Linked DNA regions of Homo sapiens: region 2 is linked to region 1. The links are chromatin loops, found by intact Hi-C in ENCODE. Cell type or tissue: Caco-2. All regions are shown on one strand. Each heading gives the region's core, and the rest is flanking DNA. Links, peaks and the distances in the headings are about the cores only. Region 1 holds the start of LINC02151 (long intergenic non-protein coding RNA 2151). Region 2 overlaps LOC107987166 (a long non-coding RNA gene).

What was found. A loop is a pair of places that touch in the nucleus more often than their neighbours do. Peaks named below come from ENCODE experiments on the same cell type or tissue, not always from the same donor. Only the 100,000 strongest peaks of a DNase experiment are listed, where the experiment ranks them.
Region 2: it touches region 1 in a loop (2.6-fold over the local background); 3 of 110 quality-filtered maps call a loop at or near these places.

Annotation. Positions count from the first base shown.
Region 1 is chr11:116,497,740-116,502,128 of GRCh38, reverse strand. It overlaps LINC02151 (long intergenic non-protein coding RNA 2151), which reads left to right and starts at 1,446. Exons shown (of 2, transcript NR_174967.1): 1 at 1,446-1,587. RefSeq lists an enhancer at 2,236-2,928. In Caco-2, for the core only: a CTCF peak has its summit at 2,559 (motif pointing right); a DNase peak (open chromatin) is centred at 2,568.
Region 2 is chr11:116,374,262-116,378,650 of GRCh38, reverse strand. All of the region lies in intron 1 of LOC107987166 (a long non-coding RNA gene), which reads left to right. Among named protein-coding and RNA genes, the nearest start is that of LINC02151, 120 kb to the left of the region's middle. In Caco-2, for the core only: no CTCF peak of the experiment used is centred there; DNase peaks (open chromatin) are centred at 1,870 and 2,430.

The DNA.
Region 1 (4,389 bases), core at 147-4,146:
GTCCTACAACTGTTTACCCATGAGTATGTATTTTTGGCTAGAAATGAATTTATGTGGGTACTTTAAAAAAATAGATGAGATGAAGACAATGGTGACAACATAATAACGTAGATGGAAAGCGCATACTTAGAGCCATATGCAGCAAATGTGGGGGCCGATCTGGCCCTGTCACTCACAACTGTGGTCAGCTTGCTGGGCCCCTCCCAGCCTCCCGTCCCTCCCCTGTGAAGTGGAACCGTTTGTCCCTAGGCCTCACTTAGTAGGCTCTCGCTAACAGATTGCAAATCCTTGAGGAAGGAGCCCACCTTTTTTCTTGTCTTTATATCCCCAGGGCCTGGCATAAAGTAGAAACTCAATAAATGTTAGTCAAATGAATGAATAAACGTTTGAATAACAAGAATACCTGCTCTACCGACCTCTCTCAGGATTATCGGGAGGATCAAATGAGATAATGCACATGAAAGCACTTTGTAAATTGCGGAGCACTATACAAATGCAAATCATTCACAGCTTTGGTGGAAATTATTATTCAAATTATTATTATTATTTTCACAGTAAAGGACAGGAAGGAGAGGGCAACGGAATCAGTCCCTGATGGTGGAAGCTGGGGTTCCAGCCCTGTGTGCGGGGTGGCACTCAAGCTTGCTTGGGCCCCTCTGAAGCATCCTCCTTCCAGTGCCCTGCAGCGAGGTGGACTGGGCTGCAGCTGCTTGGGTGGGGGCAGTAGTTGCTACTGGAATCCTGCCCAGTATGGGGACTGAAGCCACCAGCCCATCTTACCCTGAACAAAACGAATTAAACGCCAAGCTCTAAATGAAAAAGGGTTTTCTTTTCTCTGCTGCTGTTTATTATTTTCTTTTTGTTAAATGAAGTGGCAAAGGTGGCATATTAGGAAGGAGGTGGTGACAGAGAGAGAGAGAAACCGGGCATCTCGAAACCTGGGGTTCGTTCCCCTCTCCCCCGCTGAGCTTCTGTTTCCAAGGCTATTATCCCGCCTCTTCAACCCCCGGCCTGCGAGAGGGAGGGTGAGCCGGCTGGGCAGCCAAGAGACGCAGAGCAAAGGCGTGATTGATAATTGGCGACTGTAATTCTATAATTCATCTCCCTGCACTGCAGTGAAATTAAAAGAGTTTAGGTTCCCAAGCATAATGATCATCAATTAAACGCCGGGGAGATTTAGTGTCCTCATTTGAATTTTGTTTTATTTATTTAAATGTGTCTCTTTTACAGGGAGGGGCCCGTGGGGAGTGGGAGCGGGTGCACGCGGGGGCCGGGGCCTTCCGGAGGCTGATGCGGGCCCGGGCGCCTCCAGGAGCTGGGTCGTGCAGGCTGCCTGGGGGCGGCTGAGGGTGGGGCGCGGCTCGTGGGGCGGCGGGCTTTGCGAGACAGGGGATCCATCATCCCGGGCCTAATCAGTTAATACTGATAAACTGCCAGCAATAACTGCCAATTGCGCCGCGGTTTTGGAGCAGCCAGTTCATTCATTTAGGGAGTGCGGCGGCTCGTGGGGGGAGCGCTCCTGGCCCCGAGTGTTTCTGTCTCTGCTCGGGAGGGAGGTGATGCATGGGCCACCGCCGACTTCTGCGGGTAAGGGAAAGTGAGCACTGGGCAACTCGAAGGTGGCCGGGAGGCTGTGGGGGTGACTGTGGCCTGCGCCGGGCCGGGCTGGGCTGTCAGAGAGGCCCGTCTGGGTCTTGGCGTTCAGGATGGTATGGAGGTGACATCCGCTTTGAGGAGGAGTCAGGGGGACATGCTCCCGGCCAAGCTGTGGGACCTCCTTGTGCAGAACCACAGAAAGATGCCTCAGGAATCAGGGGACCTCTTGCGGCCCCGCCACTCACTGCCCAGCTGCATGACTCAGTTTCCTCCTCTGGAAAGGAGCAGGCTGGGCTAGGAGGCCTCTAGAGGGCCTTCCAGCTCTGTGGCCTTCCTCCAGACCCCTTTCCCTGCTGGCCTGGAGAAGGACGGAGAACACGCCCGGGTCCTTCCTGTGCACCAGTGAGTTTGGGGCTGGAGGCTCTCGGGGTGCCATGGCTCCCCCTCCCATGGGCCCCTCTGCTCCCTCCCCATGCTGCTGTCCATTTCTCAGGGTTGGTTCCTGCTGCATTTTCCCGACGTTCTCTGATTCCGACTTCTCACTTGCAATCAAGAAACTAAAAATAGAGCATAAAGGAGCTCTCCAAGGGGGGTGGGTGGGGGTGGCAGAGAAGGAGGAAAGTGCTCTGGTTCCCCGTGGGAATGAGACCTCATCAGCTCTACATAGGGAGTTGGAAATCCAATCCAGACCATTGGCAAGGGGCGGGGTGTGAGGTGAGGAGCCTTCCTGATCAACCAGGTGGAAAGCTTGAAAGAAAATAGTGTGTGCGCACAGGGAGGGAGGATGGGGAGACAGCCCTGGGGTGGCTTTCTGGGCGTTTCTGGTGCTTGGGGGTGAAGCCCCTTGCATGCCCTGCACAGGGCCCGCCCCTGGGTTGGGAGAGAGCTGAAGTCACTGGACCTGAGGGCGCACAGCCAGCCTGAGGGCCTTGCCTTCTAATTCATCCGCCAGGAGGGGGCGCCCTATTCTAATGTTCGCAAAGGCGTCTTTTGTTCAAGCTGAGGCGCCCAGAAGGCTCGCGCAGGCCGGTTATGCAGGTATCCTCTTGGGCTTGTAGGCAGACAGGAACCCCGTCAGGGATTTCTTCTTGAGGACCTCAGAACCGTGTCTTTTGTTTTATTTTTATTTTTTTGAGACAGGGTCTCGGTCTGTCTCCCAGGCTGGAGTGCAGTAGTGCCATCTCGGCTCACTGCAACCTCTACCTCCTGGGCTCAAGGATCCTCCTACCTCAGCTTCCTGAGTAGCTGGGGCCATAGGCACAAGCTACCGTGCCCGGCTTAATTTTGTATTTTTTGTAGACACAGGGTCCGCTATGTTGCCTAATCTGGTTGTGAGCTCCTGGGCTCATGCAATCCACCTATCTCAGCCTCCCAAAGCGCTGGGATTACAGGTGTGAGTCACCTTGCCTGGCCAACCACGTCTTTCAGATTGTAAGGAGTGGATTTGTTCAAACTTGATGACATAAGATGGGCAACTTGGAGGTATTGGGGCTAGGAGTGAAATCAGAGAGAATCTGGGCTTTCAGACAACATCTCCAGAACACAGGCACCCCGTTCCCTGGGCAGGGTCCCCTGGAGCTCAGAAACATGAGTGGACGTGTGTAAATTACTCAGCTGGTCTTGGGAAAGAAGCCTGATTCGGGAGTCTGGAGCCCCAGGCTGCAGTCCTGGCTGTACTACTCTATGCCCTTGGGCATGCTGCTTTTTTTTTTTCCTCTGAAACTCAGTTTCCCCCCTGTCTAATAAGATGAGGTACATAAAAGCTCTTAGAGAGCAGGAAAGGTGCTCTATAAATGCCCAGGATTATGGTTATAACGTGCAGCTTTTATGCGTAAACCAGCAGCAGCCCACCTTATCTTCTAAGGGGCAGTGCAGAGGGAGGACTTTATCTCTATCCTTGCCTCATGCAGCCTCGAAGGCCCCTTTTCTCCCACGGGGCTATCTTTAGGACCCATGATGCTTCCCCTCCTGGGGTAGGAAGGGAAATGGCTGATGTTAGAATCCCAGACTTGCCGGTTTTTATACCACCGATTCAAATCAAGATACTGTCTTTCAGCCTCCTCTCTGCCTTGCTAAACCCATTCCGGTTCCCTTACCAAGCCGATTTCTATCGGGGGAGAGTCAGTCCTTGAAAACATGGGGATTTCTCCAGCAAGGAATGGCCATGAGGAGCCAGGCCATGCTGGGGTGGCCATCTGCACACTCTGATGAGCCCACGCTGGGCTCCTCTCAGCCTCATCTGCAAGGCTAGCCCCTTCTAGTTTCTAATTGCTGTCTCATCCAAAAGGCTGAGGGCTTTCTGGATTGACTAAAGAAGAGATGAAGGTGACCCTAGGTCCCCAGGAATGCCCACCTCCCTTTCTGGCTCCATCCTTTTTCACCCTATGCCTGGTGCCTCCACTCCAGGCTGTTTTGTTTGCTCTGAGGGGTTAGGTGTGAAGGGCTGTTCTGTGGCTCCCCAGGACTGTCTCTGGACCCTTCAGGCAGAGCAGCAGGTGTATTTGGGATGAGAAGCTCTGAGGGTCAAGGACCCTACAATTTTCTGTGTGGAATCCACAAGGGCACCAAGCCCAAGTGAGCATAAAGCCCAACAAAGGCTTTTTAAAAATTACCATGTGCTGTCCTTTTCTCTGATTACAAAAGTAATACATATTCATGTTCAAAAATTTGGAAAATACAGAAAAGCACAAAGAACAAAAATTCATCCATATTCCACTACCTAGAAGCAGCTACTATATCTGAGGTGTATCACCTCCCTGTCCTTCCCCTTCTCACTGTCTCTTTATCTCTGTC
Region 2 (4,389 bases), core at 305-4,304, 120 kb after region 1:
AAGCGTTTCTTTTGCCTCAGCCTCCTGAGTAGCTGGGACTACAGGTGCATGCCACCACACCAGGCTAATTTTTGTACTTTGAGTAGAGATGGCATTTCACCATGTTGTCCAGGATGGTCTCAATCTCCTGACCTTGTGATCCACCTGCCTTGGCCTCCCAAAGTGTTGGGATTACAGGCGTGAGCCACCGCACCTGGCCGTCATTGGCAATTTTAAGTAATCTTTCCCATTGTTATCATAAGTGCACCTCAACTGGTCAGACCATGGATTTGAATTTCAGGCTCAGACACAGTGGTTACAATGCTTATAGGATCAATATAGATACACACTAATACCCAGAACTGACCTGCTTGTGCTAGGTCACAAGCAAACTCTCAACCTACAAACAATTTGACCTAGCAAGGGAAACATGGGATGCGCAGGGATGTCTGAGTGTGGAGTTCCCCATTCCCATGGAGAAAACTGCTTTTTTATCCCAATTCGGAGTCCTTAGGGAGCAACTGACCAAGAAGCCTCCACATCTACAGAAGCATCTTCTTTTACTTGGGTCTGGAAATGTGGTGCAAAACCGCTGGGGGTGAGGCAGTGGTAGTGAGATGTTCTCAAAGTCAGTTGTGGAATCTCAATCATTGTCCTATAGAAACCACTATGAGCAATGGCTAAGGGTAGTTGAAAAATGCATGGGGTATTTTATTGATCAAATAGATTTTTGTCACTGGCTTAGAAAGCTAGCAACCAATTTTGGTAGGCAGCACGGAAAAATTACTGGCTTTGGAGTCAGACATACCTGAGTTTGAATCTTGGCTCTACCTCTTACTTGCTATGTAACCTTGGGCATGTCCTGCTACCTCACTGAGCCTCAGTTTCCTCACTTGTAAAATGGGGCAGTTGATATGTACTGATACTTAATACGTTTGTTAAAATAGGGGAACTTCAGTAACAAAACCCAGCAAATCTCAGTGGCTTAACACAATAAAATTTTATTTCTTACTCATGTCACAGTCCAATGCAGGTCAGTAGAGGGGTCTGGCCTGGCTCTATGCAGGCACTCAGGGACCCTGTATCCTTCTATTTAGTGGATGTAATTTTCTGGAGCTTGGGAGCCTTCAACTAGAGCCTCTGCATCGGGCAGGCAGATGGAGGAGAGAGGGCATGAAGGATTGAGCAGTAGGCATTTTTACGGGCTACATTAGGAGGTGGTACATATGATTCCCATCTATCTTCCATGCTCACATGGATGCACCTAATATTAGGAAGGCTGAGAAATGACTGTGTACCTAAGAGGAAAAGGTTACTGACTTGGTGAACAGCAAACCAGTGTCTGCCACTTCTACATGGTGAGGTTGTAATCAGGTGAGGTTGTAATAATAATAATAATAAATACAGAGGGTGTATCTTGATTCCATCAAGCATATCGCAGGACTCAATAAATGTTAGTCCTAGCAGCATTGTTTACACAGGAATGTGAGTATTGCATTTCAAACAAGCAGCTTTAGAAAGGACTTTCAAATCTCAAGTCATTCGTTTGGCGTGTGCTGCCTTTTCTGTCCTTGGCTCCCCAGGAATTCTGATTACTAGGCCATGAGGGGTTAAACTATCCTGCTCTCCTCAGATACTCAACAGCTGGATATCTTTCCAAGGGCCTTCAGCACTCTCCTTCACTGCAGTAAATACATCTGGCATTCCCTATTCTGGAAATACAAGCAACTAGTCAATTGGAAAAGGCGTCTGCTGATGGTAGCATGACAAGCAATATCTAGAACTGCTTGTAATCTCCTTCAGACATCCACTTGCTCCCACCCAGCCCCACTGAACACAAAGGGGCTCCTATTATCTCCATAGCCTTCTGTAGCCAAAAATGCAGATGAACCCTGACCTCATATTCCACTCAACATGCCCTCTGAACAAAGAGCCTTCCTCACATGTTTACATTGCCAGAATAGCAGATAAGTGGGGCACACAGAGCAGGCTTCCAGGAGGTGGGCAGCTGCAGCACAGTGGAAGACATCACTGATTTTGCCTTTGGAAATTGGAAGACTCAGATCTGCAACTCACTAGCTGTGTGGCCTTAGAAAAGTCACTTTACCTTTCTTGCCACAATTCCTCCTTGGTGTAATGAGCATGAGCCCATCCCTTCTTTATCTATGTCACAGGAGGTATTGGGGCTTGAAATATGTACCTGAAATATATCCACACTGCTGATATAAATTACCTAACAAGGGGAGGGAGTATCATGTTTCCACACAAGTGGGTTGGGATACAGAAGTGAAAAGACAATCATCACATCTTAGGCTGAAAGGATCTGGTCTCTCTCCCATTTATGGGCAAGAGGTGACAAGAAAGACCTTATCTCTAAGTTCTCTAGTCTTATCCAGGTTAATCCAGGGATAACCTGGATTGACCTTTGTGGGAGAAGGCAGGAATGCACAGGGCCATAACCTGGTAGGGACTAGTGATTCCTCCTTTTCCAGAACAGGATTCATGAGGGAGAAATGGGAGGATCACCCATTGAGGCCAAGAGACCTCAATCCCATATCATCGGGATCACTAGGATGACAGTTCTTGACATTTGTACCACATTTTATCATTTACAAAGCCTTCTTCCAGGCAACATCATATCACATTCACTGCACACAATAATCTTCATAAAAATGAGGTTCAGAGATGTTGAGTAATTTGCCCAAGATTTCAGAACAAGATCTGTGTGATTCTAGGCCAGGCGTGGTAGCTCACGTCTGTAATCCCAGCTCTTTGGGAGGCTGAGGTGGGTGGATCACTTGAGGTCAGGAGTTCTAGGCCAGCCTGACCAACATGGTGAAATCCTGTCTCTACAAAAATACAAAAATTAGCCGGGCATTGTGGTATGTGCCTATAGTCTCAGCTACTCTGGAGGCTGAGGCAGGAGAATCACTTGAACCCAGGAGGCAGAGGTTGCAGTAAGCCGAAATCATTCCACTGCCCTCCAGCCTGGGCAATAGAGCAACTCTGTCTCAAAAAAAAAAAAAAAAAAAGAAAGAAAAAAAGATAAATGTGATTCTAAAGTTGTAGTTCTTCCCACCCATTCTTGTGCTGTTTTGCCTCTTTATTCCCAGGCACACCTAAGCGTAAAGTTTTTCTTCTACAGACTGGACATGGATAGATGTAAACTCTCAGATCCTTTTTGGTTGAGAAAATAGGAATACCTCTCTGATTCTCTGTATTCCTAACTGTGCCTGGTACATGGTAAAGTGCCCTCTAATGGTTATAAGATGGAAGGTTGAGAGAGCAAATGGGCAGGAAGCAGAGAAAGCCTTGGGTGTTGACAAAAGTTCAGAAATGGATGACCACTGGTATGGTGCTGTGTGAGCTGAAGGAGGATGAATTATGAAAGTGGGAGACAAAGGCCAGGTATGGTGGCTTATGTCTGTAAACCCAGTACTTTGGGAGGCTGGGGTGGGTGGATCGCTTGAGCCCAGGAGTTCGTGACAAGCCTAGGCAACATGGTGAAACCCCATCTCTCCAAAAAAAAAAAACAAGCAAGCAAGCAAGCAAACAAAAACCAACCAACCAAACAAAGACCATACCAAAAAATTACAAAAATTAGCCAGGTGCAATGGCGTGCACCTGTATTCCCAGCTATTTAGGAGGTGGGAGCATTGCTTGAGCCGGGGAGGTAAAGACTGCAGTGAGTTGAGGTCATGCCACTGCATTCTAGCTGGAGTGACAGAGTAGGACTGTCTCAAAAAAAAAAAAAAAAAAAAAGGGAGACAGAGCCCAAATGGACAAGGCTCTCTCACATTCTGTTTAACATTCAGAAAAGTGAAATGTTAAACATGGGCCTTCCTTTTCTGAAGGGCAGAGTACCCAAATGGGCCATAGAGGAATTTAGAGGAGCTCCTAGTAAAGCAAACTCTCTGAGGGCCACAGGGTAGGATTAAAGCTTCACTCAAATGGGTCTGGGGCAGCTGGTTCCTACCCTGTACAGAAAGGCTGATTAGACTCTGGCTTCAGCCAGGGCAGGATGGGAGCCCAGGGGTCTTCTGTTGCAGCAAGTGGGACACAGGTTAGAAGTTCCATGTGGGGCATGTGGAGCATCAGCAGGGTAGTGAATCGGGAGAGAAAGCTCAGACCCACTTCTCCTGGGATGGGGAGGAAGTCTGGCTCTGAGAATACAATGTAGGGGCAGAGCTGGGGGTCTGAGGTCATTGCACATGTAGGCAGCAACTACAGGGCCAACATCCCCCCTGGTGATAGAAGGATGGTAGAGTCACAGCACAAAGACCCAGCCCATGCAGGCAGCGGCACTGAGGGGAAGGGAGGAGGGAGCTGTGATGGTTAATTTCATGGGTTAACTTGACTGAGCTAGGGGATGCCCAGGTGGCTGGTAAAACATTTCTGAGGGTGTCTGTA